Regions from separate parts of the Mus musculus genome. Here region 1 is linked to region 2. A link is a loop called in an ENCODE intact Hi-C map of the cell type or tissue named here. Cell type or tissue: gastrocnemius. All regions are shown on one strand. Links, peaks and the distances in the headings refer to the core of each region. The heading gives the core; the rest is flanking DNA. Region 1 overlaps Rbm47 (RNA binding motif protein 47). Region 2 has its middle 6.6 kb from the start of Chrna9.

What was found. A loop is a pair of places that touch in the nucleus more often than their neighbours do. Peaks named below come from ENCODE experiments on the same cell type or tissue, not always from the same donor. Only the 100,000 strongest peaks of a DNase experiment are listed, where the experiment ranks them.
Region 1: a loop joins it to region 2, with 2.0 times the contacts of the local background. A loop is called at or near these places in 4 of 42 quality-filtered maps.

Annotation. Positions count from the first base shown.
Region 1 is chr5:66,069,624-66,079,525 of GRCm38, forward strand. The region is part of intron 3 of Rbm47 (RNA binding motif protein 47); the gene reads right to left. Among named protein-coding and RNA genes, the nearest start is that of Gm40310, 64 kb to the left of the region's middle. In gastrocnemius, for the core only: no CTCF peak of the experiment used is centred there; no DNase peak of the experiment used is centred there; H3K4me3 peaks cover 236 bases; H3K27ac peaks cover 1,680 bases.
Region 2 is chr5:65,956,476-65,964,475 of GRCm38, forward strand. It overlaps a transcript of Chrna9 not described here. Among named protein-coding and RNA genes, the nearest start is that of Chrna9, 6.6 kb to the right of the region's middle. In gastrocnemius, for the core only: CTCF peaks have their summits at 2,326 (motif pointing left) and 3,459 (motif pointing right); a DNase peak (open chromatin) is centred at 2,325; H3K27ac peaks cover 2,114 bases.

The DNA.
Region 1 (9,902 bases), core at 1,073-9,072, 110 kb after region 2:
TAGGTGTCCCCCTTCTCTCCACCTTGACCCCCTGCTTCCCTCAACTTAATTTTCATCTGTACAATCTTCAGCACGTAAAGGGTTGAAGGAAAAGCCCCGATGCTGCACGGTCAGCTCACCACACCCCGTTTACACCAAGGTCGCGCGCATTTTACAGGTGTTCCGATACCGTGGGAGGCTACGTCGTCTGCCTCGCATATTGGGTTACAGGGGTGAACTCGCTATGTTGGGCACGCCACCTGTTGTACCCTAACCACGTCGACACATTTCCCACGGCAAATCTGATATGTCCTTGCTGCTTTGTCCAGAGAAAGGAGTACAGAACTTCACTGGACGAATCAAGCCCGCTCTGAATTGAGGGGAAGCCAAGCACAAGGAGGAAGTGAACGGAACCCCACCCCCAACCCCGCCCCCTGCGTTGCTAAGAAATGTTTGACTCAGCTAAGGCCGTGCTTCTCCAAGTGGCTGGCTGGTGGAGAGAGTAGAGAGAAGCCAATGGCTGCACCTGAGTAAGAACCTCTGATCGTGCAGACCTTGACAAGGGTTGGATTCGGACACACATTTGATCATAGATTTGGAGCCAGTGACTAATATCTAGAATTTCCCTCTTCTTCTCTCATCAATTGTTGAAATATGAACTATAAATAACTAGAAACCAGGGAGGAAAGAGCAAAAATAATACAGTAACGTGGCTCTTTCTAGGTTGGGGGAGTCTTTCCCCAAAGGTGGTCACAGACCTAAGGTCACTGACCTTACTAGGTGAGCAGTGACTTACCGGTCTGCCTTGGCAGGAAGGGAGAGCCCAGGGCAGTAGTGAATAATAGTATCAGCCTAGAAGAGCTAAAGAGAATTCGGGGATTTGAATATTCCCACCAGTGAGCTACAACTAGGTGGTCAAAAGTCTTCCCCCTGGGTGGGAGAGATGACTCAGCAGTTAAGAGTAGGAGCTGTCCTTCCAGAGGACCCAAGTTCTATTTCTGGCACCCACCTGACAGTTCACAACCATCTATAATTTGTTCTAGGGGTCCTGATACCCTCTTCTGACTTCCAAGGGGACAGACATGCATGTGGTCCAGACATACAGGCAGGCAAAACATCCATGCAAATAAAATAAATCAATGCTACAATAATAATGATAATAAAATTCCACCTAGAGTCACAAATCTCCCCTATCCTTTAGCTTGGTGCTTACTGACTGTCTTATAGGTTTGCAAGCAGGAGTATTTTAATAATGCTGGAAATTTTACTTAAATAATATGTATGTATGTATGTATGTATGTATGTATGTATGTATGTATGTATGTATGTATACGTATGTGAATATACTGGAAATTGTGTTAGCCATAGAACTCAAAAGACAAAATGAAATGTTCTCTCTCTCTCTCTCTCTTACACACACACACACACACACACACACACACACACACACACACACACACACACACACTCATCTGGGAGTTGTTGGGAGACAAGTTCCTTGATCTCAAGCAGATTGAAAGTTAAGTTTCTTGATTTTACAAAGGAGCTTGGACATCTAGAAACTCTAGAAAGAGGTGGAACCAGGGAACTTTGAAAACTGCACACCTGTGATCCATCTTGTGATGGATAGGAATTCAGGTGTTCAGATTCTCTAAAGATGGTCTTTGATTTCACATTGTCCTTAGAACATACCCCCCAGGGGCTGGCGAGATGGCTCAGTGGGTAAAAGCACCTGACTGCTCTTCCAAAGGTCCCGAGTTCAAATCCCAGCAACCACATGGTGGCTCACAACCATCCGTAACGAGATCTGACTCCCTCTTCTGGAGTGTCTGAAGACAGCTACAGTGTACTTACATATAATAAATAAATAAATCGTAAAAAAAAAAAAAAAAGAACACACCCCATAATAAATTCTCGGGTCGAGCACTGGCAGTCTTTTCTCACTTAATTTCATATTTTTTTGTTTTATTTTTATCTGTGTGCACCACTTTCCTGCCTGGTGTCCACAGAGGTCAAAAGTGGGTGTCAAGATACCTCTAACCTGGTTTTCATCTGCCATATGGGTGCTGGGATTAAACCAGGATTCTTTGTTCTTAGCTGTTGAAGCCATCTCTCCCTCCAGCCCCCATTTTTAAGGTTTCGACACTCACTGCCTCACGTCCACTGTCCATACAGAGTCCACATGTGCAAGGTGGCAAGACATAGAGAAAAAAAACCAAACAAACTGAACTCATCTGCGGTGGGAAATAGGTTACTTGTGGCAAGTTCCTCCCTTCAGTTGTAACCCACATGTTTTCCTTAGCGAATTAAGACTGTTAACACTCCCTCCTCTGCTTCGCTCCCTCCAATTTTGCGATAAGGTCTTGGCAGAAATCAAACTGGGTGGGAAGTCAAATTGGGCGGGGCGTGGTGGTACAAGCCAGTGCTTGGGCAGAAGAGGTGGGCAGGTTTCTCTGGGTTGGAGGTTAGCCTGATCTACAAAGAGAGTCTAGACCACCCAGGACTCCATGGTGAGATCTTGTCTCAAAATAAAACAAAACTGACAGAAACAAACAAATCAAACCCATAACAAATTAATAGGATTAGATTACTAAATGAGTTGTTTTGAAAATCTTCCCCCACCCAAAATATTGAGATTCATTTAACTGGTACACATTTCACTCAAATCCTTAATCTTCTTAAAGATTGATTTATTTTTATTTTCTGTGTCTGTGTGGGTGCCTATGAATATCATTTGTGTGCCTATTATCCACAGATGGCAGAATATCATTAGATCCCCTGAAACAAAGACTTGTGAGCCACCATGTAGGTGGTGGGAATCGAACCTGGGTCCTTTGTTAAGAGCAATCAGTGTTCTTTATCTCTCTAAACCCACTGATCACAATTTTTATATGACTGATTCAAAAATAGATCGTTTTTTGAATTGTCAACAGTAAATTCTTTACCAAAGACTCTGATTAGGAACGAGCAATGAGTGCTTATTTCTAAATGAAAACTGTGAAAATGAAAACAGTTCTCTAAAAATGATTTCTGTTTTTGTATTTAAGAATAAAATAAGGGCTGGTGAGATGACTCAGCGGGTAAGAGCACTGACTGCTCTTCCGAAGGTCCTGAGTTCAAATCCCAGCAACCACATGGTGGCTCACAACCACCCATAATGAGATCTGGCCACCCTCTTCTGGTACGCCTGAAGTCAGCTATAGTGAACTTATGTGTAATAATAAATAAATCTTTTTTAAAAAATGAAATAAAATTTCCTCCCTTTCCCCTGTCTTTCTCTCTTGTCTGTTTTCTTGAGGCAGAGTCTCACTTTTTAGCCCAAGCTAGCCTTGATCTTATAGTAACCACTTCTGTATCCCAAGCGCTAGGATTAGAGGCATGAAGCCAAAGCCTGGCTAAAACTCTATTTTTAAACGATACTGCACTTCTGGGTGTGGTGACACACACCTTTATTTCCAACACTCAGGAGGCAGAAGCAGGTGGATCTGTGAGTTGAGAGGTAAGCCTGGGCTACATAGATAGTGAGACCCCGTCTAAAGGGAAGAGGGTGAGAAAAATATGTCCCACTACCATTCATAAGCCAGCATCTCCAAATATCTAATTTCTCTAATAAAAATACACTTTCCAAATCTGTTTCCTACTTAAAACAAGACAAATCTCTTTATTTTTTCCTACGGCACAAACAAGAGTGCTCCTGAGAAGTGTAGCCAGCACACCAGCTCAGAGAGCAGGCAAGAATGGAATAGAGGGTTCTCTAAATCACACGGAAGTCCAGGTGAATCGGGTCCCTCACCCAGGTATGTGTTCCTTCAACAGCATCCACTCCCTGCCCGTTTCTACATTCAGATTCTTATGCAGCACAAACAGTCCTTACCACTCAAGAAGTGGGATGCTAGTCCCAAGAGGACATCCTTGGGCCTGCTGTCTTCGTGAGGGGCTATTTATTGCTTTCTTAGAGTAACGTATCAAATAGCAGCAGAAAATGTAGTCAAGCTGCTCTAATTTTCTTAACAAATAATGAAAGATAAACAACTCCATAACCCTAACACTGGGGAGGCTAAGGATTGTGAGTTTGGAGCCATCCTGGGCTATATCTATAAGTTAGTTCTTGAGTTACAGAGCGAGGGAGATTCTGTATTAAACAACGAAACCATGAGCAAGCAGGTGTTTCCTATGTTCTTACAGTAAAAAGTCATTGCTGGAGGAGAAGCAGAATGAGATCTTTGTTTGGTTTCTTCCAGAGTTTGCATACGCAGCGAGCGGACACAGAGAGGACAGTCGTTTAAACAATGATCGATTTAAACCCATTGGGGTTTCACAATCCTTAAATGAGGGGAAGCTGCACGGGACACGGTTCAGTCTCTTGAACTCCTCAGCAGGTAGGAGTCCAGGTTCATTTGTGGTACAAAGTTCCGTTTAGGAATCCTGCTGGAAAGGAAGGCCAGCAGAAATAGGCCAGTGCGCTCTGACACACCAAACAGTGCCTCAGCAATGATGCTCAAAACCCACCTGGGGTTGGCATACCTAGCGGCAAACACACAGGCCACTGTGCTAGCAGGGAAAGGGCCCAGCTGCTAATTAGCTCTTTCAATATGAAATCCAGAGTAGGGACGCAGGAGGCCATCCTTGGGGTGATGGCTGTTAGACCCTATGGACATCCAAGGTATCTGTCTGGTTGCCTGAAAGCTTGGAAAGCATTCTGGGCACCCCTTGATTTGGGTACCCCTTGATTTCACTTCTCTTGTTCTCCCAGGCAGGAGAACAACGGCCCACAGAGCCACGTCAGTAACAATCTGGATGCACCTCCGCAGTTTCCTTTGCCAAGAATACTGAGAGCAAAAGAACTCTTCTTGGCAATCAGGTGTGGTAGTGTACACCTGCAATGCCAGCTTTCAGAGGCAGAAAGAGGTGGGATTGTCACAAGTTCAAGGTCAGCCTCAATTACATAGGCAGCCAGAGATATGTAGCAAAAGCTTGTCTCAGAATAACAAAACAAGGGGCCGGAGAGATGGCTCAACAATAAGTGCGTTGGCCGCTGGCTCTAAGGGCTCTTACAGAGTCTGTGTTCATCATCTCTACTGCAGTTCACAACCATCTGTCACTTCAGTTCCAGAGACTCTGATGGCCTCTCTCTGGCCTCCTTGGGTACCAAGCATAAACGTAGTGCACAGAAATTCATGCAGGCAAAACAATCATGCCTATGAATAAATAAATCTTTAAAACAAAACAAGGCATGACAGGTTTGTAAAATGCTGCTGAACTTCCGTGAGCTTAAGTGTTCACCTCCAGCACCCATGTTCAAGGTGGAGTAGATTTGTAATCCTTCTGCTGGAGAAGTAGAGACAGGAGGATTCCCGGGGCTCATAGCTCTACAAAGCCTAGCATTTTCAGCAAAGACCCAGAAGCCCTGTATGGTGGTTTGAATTAAAAACGCGCCGGTAGGTTCCTGTGTTGGAACACTCACTTCCTAGTTGGCAGCCCTGTCTCAAGAAGACTGTGAAACTTTAAAGAGGAAGTGTGTCACTGTGGGGTGAGCTTTGAGGTTGCCCCCTAGATTGTCCCTCTGATCTGTTTATATGAGTGTTTTGCCTGGATATGTAGGCATACCATGAGAGCACCTAGTGTCTGTAGAGAATGGAAAGGGTGCCGGATCCCCCGGAACTGGGGCTGTACACACTTAACTGCTGTATGGTGCAAAGTCCCCTGCAAGAACAGCATGTGCTCTTAAGTACTCTTCAGCCTGGCTTTGAGGTTTTATAGCCGGGCCCCACTTCCTGTCCTTTTACTCTGCTTCCTGTATGAGGAACACGAGCAGGCAGCTTCCTGCTTCTGCCTCCATAAATGCCTGTTGCCATACCTTCTCCACACAGGCACATGCGTGAGCGATCGTGTACACACACACACACACACACACACACACACATCTCTGTGTGCTTGAGAGTCATCTGACCAATTTTCTGCCCAAGGAAGCCACCTCTATTCCAGGGTTCCCCGCAAAGAGGTCCCTGCCAAGCCTACCAAGCAGGCCCACTGACCTCCTAGCCCCTAACCCTGGTTTTCCTTCGGCTCTGAAAGTTAAAGGCTAAGTTAAAAATCGAATCTAACCCACATCTATGTCTAGTTACAAAGACAACATCTATCCATCAGGGGGCATGGTGTGGATAAAAGTCAAGACTTAGGAGGAAAAGAAATTGTTTAAGGCCCCTTGCATTGAGCTCCACTGTGATGAAGATAGGGGAAAGGCAGGGCTTTCTTCAGACCTGTGGCAGGCAGCTGACAGGGTGAACATGGCAAATATATGGCTTTATGCAGATCATCCGACTGCTCCGAGCCTTGGTTCCCTTCAGTGAGAAGGGTGAAGGATTCCGAGCTAGCAGAGTTGTGTGGGGGCTAGGGGTGAACCCCTAACGCACTTGGTGCAGTGTCTCACACATGGAAGGCACACCATGAAGTCTGTGTTCTGAGAGGCCCCCGTAGACCAAAGGTAATGCTGACACAGGTCACCACACACTGTGCGGGTGGCAGGAGTGGGGCCAGAGAGAGAAGAGCTGGGTCCACGGAGGCGGAAAGTCCACACGTCAGCTCTTCTCCTAGCCAGATAGGTGGTCATATCGTTTATTTCAACGTTCTCATTTAACATCGCAAGACTAAAGCTAATGGTAGACATGGAGTTTATTTGAGAAAGGAGTTTTTTAAAAGATGTGTTGAATTATAAATTGTGTTTACAGGTGTGTTGGGGGTGTGGGGGTTGCACCAGTGTCAAGGTGCCTACGGAGGCCAGAAGAGGATGCCCTGGAGCTGGCACTACAGGTTGTGGTGAGCACCCATGAAAGGGTACCAACTAAACTCGGGAAAAGAACCACTGACCAATCTCTCCAGGCCAAGAAAGTGGGGGGGTGGGGGTGGGTTCTTTTCTTTTTTCTTTTCTTTTTAACTGTACAATTACAAGATGTTGCCGCTGTGGTTGTCCATAAAGTTAAAGATATTCAAGGCCAGCTGGTGATTTTTTTTTTTAAAGTAGTGTCCTATGAAAGGCTCTCTACCAGTAGTGAGGAAAACGAACTCTGACTGCACAGAAAGCAGGAACCCTTGCTCTTTCTAGAAGCGATGTGAGATATTCAGTTGAGACACTCTCAGGGTAGTTTCACGGATGCCCCTGGGGAGAGAGTGGACCATGCAGCCATCGGGCCTCACTGACAAGATCTCACACACACAGCTCCGTCACACACCAAGGCCAAGTTTAGAACAGAGTCCCTCTCATTCACAGCTAGGAGGAAGTACTGTGAAGACACACGCTGTCTTTTATTATTCCGAGAAGGGACCTTCTGGACAAGACGTGCAGCTTTTTTCCCCAGAACGTTCCTTTCCCTGAACTCCTCTTCCCAAGGTGTCCCCTTGAGCCTGAGCCCCGTTGTAAGGACTTCCTCTGGTTCTATTTAAAACAGGGACCTTTGACTCCCAGGAAATCAGTAACTCAGCCTTAATTCACTTAGCTCTCTTACGATGACAGTTATTCTTTATCCAAGCATAGCAAAGCTTGAACTTAGGAAAAAACTTGAAGGCTGCTGAATACGGGGCTGAGAATCTCTGTAGTTAGTGAGGAAGAATCAGTTTCGAGCAAGGGCTGGTGACATGACTCAGTCAACCCTGAGATCAAGTCCTTGGACCCCTGTGGAGGAAGAAGTGAACCTATTCAAATTGCCCTCTGAGCTTTACACACACAGGTGCTGGGGCATGTGTCTGCCCCCCCCCCCCCCCCGAAATAAATGAATACAGTAAAAAAAAAAAATCTCAAAGAAAAAAATCATAAGTAAAACAAACAAGTTAGAGCCCAGAAAGTCTTATCTTCAAAACAGATGAATTACAAAAGAGAGAAAGCTCAAGCCAATGGCTGGCTTTCTAACAGAGGATCGCCTCTTCCCGGTACTCTGTAAGGCTGACTGGGGCTGGGGTGTACAGCTCAGAAGCCGTCCCTTGCCAAGCACGAAGGAAGCCCTGATTCAACTGTTAGCACTGAAACGAGTGAGGGAGAGACTCTTAGGAAATCGCGGTGGCAGAGCCCCAACAGCCTTCTCTAGAACAAGATTGCTCCCTAGTGTGGTAAATGCTTTTCACCTTGAGTCAGGCTCCACTGTAACCTGGCAAAGCTTCTCGGGCCGGGCTCCTCATACAAGACAGCTGCAGTTGCTCCTGAGACAACTGCTTCCGTTAAATAAATGGCTCACGCAGAGTGCTTAGCAAACACACTCCCTCAAAGTGGTCCTCCCTCTGCCCTCTCAGGTGATAACATTTCTATCCCACCCTTTGTGAGGTCACCCAACTTTGTGAAGAGCTGACACACGGAGGCATGACTTTTTTTAAGCTCACGCTCATAGTTTTAACTCCTGAAATAATTTTTTTTTTTAAAATGTGGTCTATTCCTACAAAGCAAAACTAGGCAGCAAAGGAGCTAATAAATTAGAGCCTGGGCAAATATCACAGATATAAGCGCCAAGAGAGTAACACCAGAAGTGTATAGACTGCAAGACTCCGTATTTATTAAGATCCATGCCAGCCAAAGCTGGACTATGATGACAGATAATTGTTAACGCAGGACTGGGAGGAGGAAGCACAAGAAGTAATGTTGAAGAACTGAAAAATGGAACCAGGCAAAGGGCAAACACCTGGAGTCCCTGAATTGGGGACTGAGGAAGACTGCCACAGGTTCAAAGCCAGCCTGTGCACACAGTGAGACCCTCCCTCAAAACAATGCCATAAAAAGAACTGAGAGATGAGAACACATCCCAGAATGAGCTTTTAATAAACAGTTAAAGGATGGGTGGATGGACAGATGGATAGATAGATGGATGGATAAGTGGAGGGATGGATAGGTCTGACAACCCAGAAATGTTAGTGAACGATAACAGACAATATTAAGTGGTGAGGGTTTAATGATGTTCTGATCTACAGATATAGCAACACACCACTGGGTGCTATGTTCCCTTAGCAGAATAACTGTAGGCTTCCCCCTAGTGACCTTGACCTATCTAGTCTCAGGTTCTTAACTACTTTTCCAGTGTGTGGTGTGGGTTCCATCTCATGGGGTGGGACTAAATACAATCAAAAGGTGGTTGGTTACTCATTCCTACAATCCCAGTACTTGGGAAGCTTAGGAGGGAGGGTCAATGGAGTTGGAAGTGAGCCTAGGCTGCCCAGCCATTTCTAGGCCAACTGGAGCTCGTTCAAAACAAACAAACTGATGGGTGTGGTATCACACACCTTTAATCCCATCATTTCAGAGGCAGAGGCAGGTGGGTCTCCGTGAGTTCGGGGCCAGTCTAATCTATACAGTAAACTCCAAGCGAGCCATAGATATATACAGCGAGATAACACTTATAAAAGAAAGGTAGAAGCCCCGCTTGGAGGCACATACCTACAATTGTCCTGGAACTTGCTCTGTATAGACCAGAGGCTGAGGTAGGAGTTCAAGGTCAGCCTCAGCTACAGAGACTGTCTCAAAAGAACAAAACAAACAAAAGAAAAATCCAAACACTACCAATCTTTTGTAGAGAGAGCAGCTCCTCATAGCCAACTTGACATAAAAGCACTCTCACCCCATTTAATAAAAGCAAAATTTGTCAATCAACAAACTGTGGTAAAACAGTAAACACCCCTAATGGGGTGTAAAATAACCTCTGGTGATCTTATACCCACACATCTATCTGGGGGACTGAGATCTAGAAAAATTGAAAGGAAGCCACTTCTCCATGAGACAAGAGCTCAAAGTCTCTAGGAACAGAAGACCCCTTTCCCAGAGCCTTTCTGCTCCCCCATCACATTTCAGATTTGACGAATATTAACTACCTCCTTCAGAGAGTCTGGTGTGAGTACACAGAGTCCTCCTCTGACCCAAGGTCTCTATTTTGGACTTAGAGGGAACTTCA
Region 2 (8,000 bases), core at 1-8,000:
GTGCACATTGAACCTTAAATGAATGAGACATCATAAAAGGCTGAGAGAAGATACCACCTATCATAATTGTAGAAATAATGGTATAAAATTAGTTTTTAAAGTGCTACCATCAAGGGTTGAAAAATCATGCCAGTGATCTGTCACCTTGGAGTTTGTTCTTATGCTCTTCCCTCTGTCTGCGTGTCCCCTCATAACTGCTAAGAGTTTCTATGAGCGCACTTTGAGAGGAGGGCCTGGGACTCAATCCTGAGAAACCCAACATCAAAAGATCATAAAGACCCAGAAGAGACAGGGAAAAAAAAAAAAAAAAAAAAAAAAAAAAAAAAAAAACAGAAGAGACTTTACTGCCATGGAAACCCAGAGAAACCGCTATGCAAGGATAGTTTCTGTCAGGTTCTCTTTGTAGGCTTATGAAGCCCTAGCAAGTATTCTATGGCCAGGACCAGTGGTTCACTTTGGGAACAGCGATTTTGAAAGCATGAAGAGACACTGGCTCCGGCAAACTGGAGAAGAAACAGAAGGAACACTGCTGTTACCATTTCCCAAGAGCCCTTGCAAGGAAGGGTTGTCTTAGTTACTTTTCTATTGCTGTGAAAAGACACCATGACCAAGGCAACTTCTAGAAGAAAGCATTTAACTGGGCCTCATGATTCCAGAAGGTGGTAGATCTAGTTCATGACCATCATGGCGGGGAGCGTGGCAGCAGGCATGGTATCAGAGCAGCAGCTGAGAACTCACATCTTGATCCACATACACAAGGAAGACAGAGATAGACACTGGGAATGGTGTGAGTCTTTTGAAACCTCAAAGTCCCCCCCTCCGGTGACACTTCTCCAACACAGTTCTACTAACTGGGGACAAAGTGTTCAAGCCTATGGAGAAGAGTCTCATCCGAACAACCACAAGGCTGTTGACTGAGGAAGGGCTTGCTTACAGGATGGATGCAGAAAGTGCCAGGTCAGGGAGACAGTGTTAGGTGAGCTGCTGCGTCTTGTAGAGGCTGGATGAGAGTGTGAGAGAAATGATGGCGAGCCTACTTGTCATCACACTTGGGGTCAGCACAACTACCCCAGCACGTGTGTTCGGCCCTTTGCAGAAGCATGTCATACATTTTACCAGGCAGATGTTTCACTTAGTATTTCCCCACCCTAGAGCTGGAAACAGAATGACTCAGTGGGTAAAGGCATTAACTGGACAAGCCTGGAGACTGAGTTCAATCCCCGGAGCCCACTGTTGTGTGAGTTTCCTCCACGTGTCCGACACACACATATAAGTTTACTCACGGTACAGAGGGGAACCATGAGAGACGACCGAGTAACATCCAGTGAAACCATGAGTTTTTACCGAGGTTGTTCACAGGAGTGTGGGTGAGGGGTTTCTTAAGGAAGAGAGATGACTCGAAAAGGCAGCAGAGCACTGGAGATTCCATCCCAGCAAGGTCGGCGACCCATAAAGGCGGCGAGCCTGGACACTGCACAGCCTGCAGACAGCATGACAGGCCTGAGAAACCCCTCTGGAGCTTGGTTGGATGCTCAGCGTCTTCTACCCCAGCAGTTGCTTACTGCTTTTATAAACCTGGGAAGGAGCCTTCCAGAGCCTTCCAAGTTTCTATTCTACCAGACATGTTGAAGGATTCTTTCAGTCTCCAGAGTCTCCTTAGTCTTCCTCTCTCTTCTGAAGAGATTATTTCAATTCAGAGGCATCTGCTAAGCCACACTGACCTAAAAGTGGACATACATACATACATACATACATACCACACACACACCATACATACACACACACCATACATACACACACACCATACATACACACACCATATATATATACCACACACATACACCATACACACATAAAATACACACACACACACACACACTACATTTAAATCCCACCTTAAAGAAGTGGGTGAGATACAGTCAGTCCTCCAAAGCAGGGAACACTAATTGTTCCTCTGCTGCTCTTCTGGAACATTCTGTTCTGGTCTAACAAAATCGTGCTTTTGTAGACATTGATCTGGCTGAGGAGCAGGAAAGAGAAAGCACGAATGTTCTAGAAAACATTGATTAGGACAAATAGACTCCAGTCTATTTCTTTGCTTAAATCAATTGAGAGATTTTATTGATGTAAACATTTGACTATTAGCCAGAAATCCTAGATAAATGGATGGCTTGCTATAGACATACTATTTCAAGCGACTAGGTGGCAGGTTTTATTTTATTTTATTTTATTTTATTTATTTTATTTTTTTAGGCTGTTTCTTAGGTCTTAGGCTTAATAGCGATTTCCCTTATGAGATCTGCAGGGAGTGTACAGCGACATCTGGTGGCTGGCAAGGTGAAGTACCTTGGCTCTGTTAGAATACCATGAATTTGAATTACTTCTCAAATTTGGTTTGTTTTGGTTTGTTTGTTTGTCATCTCTTCCGATTCTTTTAATAGTATCTCCATTCTATATTTAAAACAAATAGGCTTTGAATCTTTTAGATTACTCCTAGACTGTCTGAACTTTTTAAAAAAGACAGTTCTTTAGGTGAATTGGGTGAACTAACCAGGTTTATATTGAACTAACTAAATCTTATCAGGGTCAGGATCGGGGGAGGGGAGACAAGAGAGGCATTTGCCTGAAGTAAAAATCTAAGGAGTGCAAAAGAGGGAGAATTTCAGTAATGAGTAAAGATGATGATGTGGATGAAGACTGATGGCGACATCTGCTCAGGGGTCTGCTTGTACCCCCAGCTGGCCTGGAATGTTCTATATTGAACAGAGTAGCCAGCAACGCTCAGCAGCCTCTCAGCCTCTGCCTCCCAAGTGCTGGGATTACAAGTGTTCCACCGTACATAGCTCTGCATATAATTTTAGAGTCATTTCTCTCCCTCTCATTCCCCCTTCTTTTCAAGATAGGAACTCATTTCATTACCCACGATGGTCTGGAATTTGTGTCCTCAATTAATCCTCCTGCCTCAGCATCCCATGTAGCCTGGCGAGCAAAGGGAAGCGCAGACCTGGGACCCCGTTCCCAACTCTGGGTGGTACGCCAGCTGCCCCGGGTACACAGGAGACGGAACCACAGCAATCGCCCCAGGCTCCGCTGTTTCCCACTCCAGGAAAACACAGACTGAGGGCCCCCATTACAGACTCTGTTTTGTCTCCTCTGAGCTCTCTGCTGGCGCTCCCTGCACCCCAGCGAGGCAGACGTGCAGCCTGGCAAGACTCCGTGACTGTGGCAACTCTTATAAAGGGAAACATTTATTTGGGGCTGACTTACATAATGACAATGGACAAAACTTCTGACAGACATGGTGAAATAGCTGAGTGGCCTACATCAGGACCTGTAGGCAGTGAGGGGCCTAGTCTCTCTCTCTCTCTCTCTCTCTCTCTCTCTCTCTCTCTCTCTCTCTCTCAAGATTTACTTATTTATAATTATGTATACCGCATTCTGCCTGCATGTATGCCTGCAGGCCAGAAGGGGGCACCAGATCTCATTATAGATGGCTCTGAGCCACCATGTGGGTGCTGGGAATTGAACTCAGGACCTCTAGGAAGACCAGACAGTGCTCTTAACCCTGGTTTAGGCTTTTGAAATCTCAAAGCCACGCCCTCTTCCAATACTTCCCCCAACAAGACCACACCCACCCCAACAAGGACACACCTCCCAATCCTTCTAAGCAGTGCTGCTCCCCAGTGACTAAGCATTCAAATAGATGAGTCTGAAGGGGCCATTTTCATTCACACCACCACATTAGAGAATATGCAGTTAAGAGAGTGATTGGGAGCTAGTCACAAAATAACAGGGGAGTTTGGTTTGCCTACTGCTCCCTTGTGTTTCCTTATTTTTCCCCCCATGGATTAACGCCTGTGGAGCAGACTGGTCCTCAGAACAAGCAGGAGGGTCTCCTCCAGCCTTATCAATTACCCAACATTTGCACTGTCCTCAGGGAGGTGATAATAGAAAGCAACAGAGAACTATCATACAATTGTGACCACACAGTCTGCTGTGAAAAGAGGAAGTAGAACCAGTGGGTGAGAAAGGATTGGATCTGCAAGGGCTCCTGCAGCCTGATGAGGCGACTGGAAGGCTCCCAGGGTGGAGAGCCTCTCCGCCCACAGGGAGGAGAGACCCCAGACTGTGAAGGAAAACCAGAGGAACTCACCCTGCACAACACTATTCCCTTAGGGGACTTTAGGGGAACATCGTGTATCTTCTGGCAAAGCATGGACATCAGATACTGCTGCAGATCATTCACTTGGATAGATCGTGTGCGGGGATCACGTATCCGCCGTTCTGCTGACCCAGAAACTGCACGCGCGGTCCTTAGCACCTGCTCATGTCTGTTCATGAACTTGGCTCTTTTGTTGGAAACTCAGTGGAGTTTTTGTGGACTCTTGGAGCCTGTGCGGCTTAGGCAGGGGACATCATATCAGCTATGGCTGACAGCCTGCTATATGCCAAGTGCGTGCTTGGTAATCTATCTGTTTCTCTCAAATCCTCACAATAAACCCCTTAGGTGAGTTTGCACTCCTGCAAATGTAAAAACAAAATTCAGGAGTTGTTACGCACATCATGGACCTATGACTTGAACATGGACCACAGGACTCCTACTATGTCCTAAGGCTCTTTCTCCTGCGTGAGGGTCCGCAGAGATATGGGGAAGTTGCCTCTGGGCCCAATTCTGCACTAATAGCATTGGCCTTGGTGGCTGCCCTTGAGGTGGGGGCATTTAAGATACATGGCTACATACAGAAAAGTAAAATGTATGTTCATATTCTCAAGGGAATTTGCTTTGTCATAGGTTAAAATATAGCACAGCAGTATGCTAAGGGTGTAAGGCTAAATATCACCTTAGTGTAAGTGGGAAAAAGAAGCTGAGAGAAGGAAGAGGAGGAAGAAGAAAGTAAGGAGAAGAAGTTAAAGTCCTCTGGTAACCTTATAAATCATAAGGAAGGTAGCTCTTACTTTTCTTGCTTTCCCAACTTTTAATCCCTTAGCGTTCTCTTCTTTCTTTTACTTAATATTGAAAGTTTTAATGTAAAAAAGACTAAGTCAAATGTTTAAAGCAATCATGTCATAACAATATGGCACCATTTCCATAATCAATGCCCATAAAATGGCATCAGTACAAAAATCTAAGCAAAGATAGTAGATTAGTAATTAGAGTATCAGGCAACGTTGACTTTAAGAGGAAGCTTTAGCAGGTAAAAGAAGGGCGTTTGACATAAACTTAAATATGCAATTCAAATTCACAAATTATAAAAATTCTTCACTTTTATATATATAATGGCCAATTTTTGTTTTTGGGTTTTTTTTTTGAAGACAGGGTTTCTCTGTGTAGCCCTGGCTATCCTGGAACTCACTCTGTAGACCAGGCCTGGAACTCAGAAATCTGCCTGCCTCTGCCTCCCGAGTGCTGGGATTAAAAGCGTGCGCCACCATGCCCAGCTTTGAATGGCTTAATTTTAACCTAATTTTTCCCCCCATCAACAAGCCAATTGGACAAACTCATTTACCCAAATTTACATGTAAGTAATGTAGGTAAACCAAAGCCATTATTCAGATGAGTAAATTCTATACGTTTTCATCATCTCTGTGATCAGGTTGCAAAGGACAAGCCTCTCTCTTTGCTTTTCCTGCCTTGATGATAATGGACTGAACCTCTGAACCTGTAAGCCAGCCCCAGTTAAACGTTGTCCTTTATGTGAGTTGCCTTGGTCTCGGTGTCTCTTCACAGCAGTGAAACCCTAACTAAGACAGCCATCTCCCCAGCACTGCCCTGCTCCAACCTGATCATGAACCAACCTCTAGCTCTGTAAACAGTTTTGCGTATGTCTGCTGTCTACAGCATTTTGTAGTGGCAACCAACTCATGAAGTGAGAGAAAAAAAGAACAGAGCAGAGGGCAATGTGGTTTCACTTAGTTTAGGTCACTGTTAGAAAAATGAGTTGACTTTTTCCTTCTCGATGCTCAGAAGCCCTGGGCAAGCCTACCTGGCTAGGTGGCAGCAGAATGGAGTTCCTAGTCCACTGCCCACTTCTAGCAACACCAGGCATTGTGGGAAAAGAGTGTTGTTCAGACACTGAAGAAATAAAGGTGCACTCAGCTCGACAACCAGTGAGGGTGCTTTCCAACCAGTGCCAAGCAACATGGCTCCCTCCTTCATCCATCTTGCTCGGCTCCGTCCTGTAGCTCCCTTCAGACTATGGATTTGGGGTACAACTGGAGGATGGCTGGAAGGGGATCACAATCCTAGAAGCAGAACAGCACCCAGGAACTCGCTACCTCAGTAAAGCTGTGGCGTTCCATGCTCCAGCTTTGGGCTCTGATTCCTGGGGTCCCCACCGCTGCCTGTAACACAGCTCCAGACATCGCTGGGTGTGTAACCAATATTGGAGCAGTCTTCTTCCTTGCCCTGACATTCTAATGGCTGAGAGAGGTTTGTGCAGCCTCCACACATCACACAGGGTGGGGGTGAGGGGCTGCCATGTGCTCTTTAGCCCCTTGTATTTCTAATTCTTCATTAGAAAGTTTCCTATGTATGGAGCCTGTGTAGAAGATGGTGTGCATCTTCACCCTTGTACCCGTCCATGCTGGTGTGTGTGTGTGAGAGAGAGTGACTGTGTGTGTGAGTGTGACTGTGTGTGAGTGTGACTGTGTGTGAGTGTGTGTGTGAGTGTGTGTGTGTACCGAAACTCTTTTCTTCCTGTAGGCAATGTCCCTTCTTCATGGGAGCACTGAACCCTAGTGTACTTGGCCTGAGTACCGTTAGTGTGTTTTGGTTTTTGAAACATGGTTGGCCTGGCCCCTGCTGCAATCCAGCAATCCTCCTGCCTCAGCCTTCCGGATGCTGAGATCACTGGCATAGGAGCCACTGTGCCTGATAAGGTCCTATCAGAACTACTGTGCCTGGCTGTACATAAGGTCCTATCAGAGCTCAGGCACACTCATCCATTTCTCCATTCGTCGGCTTTCACAGTACACCCTCCAGAGGAGCGCTTCTTACAGAGACCAGATGGTGCAAAGCTGGAAATATTTACTGTTCAGGTTTTTGGTTTTTTTACAGGAAGGGTTTGCTCATCTCTATGATAGGTTTAGACTGGGTAATGCACAGCGTACAAATGGACCACACTACTCCATGCTGGCTCTCATTTGTAATACTTTGTCTGCACAGGAGCTCAAGGTTGATCTGAAGCTACATAACACCCTGTCTCAACATCTCTTATTCACCCACAAATATTACTACACAAGTAAATAAATAACTCTACTGATAGCTAACAGTAAGAGTAACATTGTGATGACAACCAGGGCCTGGAGCGATGGCTCATCAGCTAGGAGCACTTGCTGCTCGTCCAGGAAACCAGTTCGATTCCCATCACTCGAGGCACCTGGAATGCCTTCTTCTGGCCTCCAGGGGAACTCATATGCACACTCACATGCCCACATGCACACTCACATACATGCACACACATGTACACTCACATACATGCATACTCATATACATGCACACTCATATACATGCACACATATATCCACATTACAAATACTCTTTTAAAAGGACAACAAGAATATAGCAGGAGTGAAATTCTACCACCCAAAGTATGAGCTGATTGTCAGATAAAGCAACTGTTTTCTAGCCAGGTCTGTTGAGACACTTAGGGTGGGAGACAGAGACAGAGATCCAGAGAGGGAATGAGAGAAGAGGTCTTACTGGAAGGGAGAGAAAGAGAAATAAATAAATAAATAAATAAATAAATAAATAATACATATTTTAGCTCTAGCTTATACATATAAATATATTATTATATATTTTTATATTAGAATGCACTTTCCCCAGTAATTTTTTACTTATTTAACAGTTTTATAATCAAGTAGTGTTTTTAGAACACTATGAAGTAACTCACTTATTCCTCAAAAAAACCTCTAAGAGGTAGCCAATGTTAAAATCACCCCCATTTTATAAATGAAGAAATGGAGGCATGAAGAGACCAAGCACTCTGCTCTAAGTT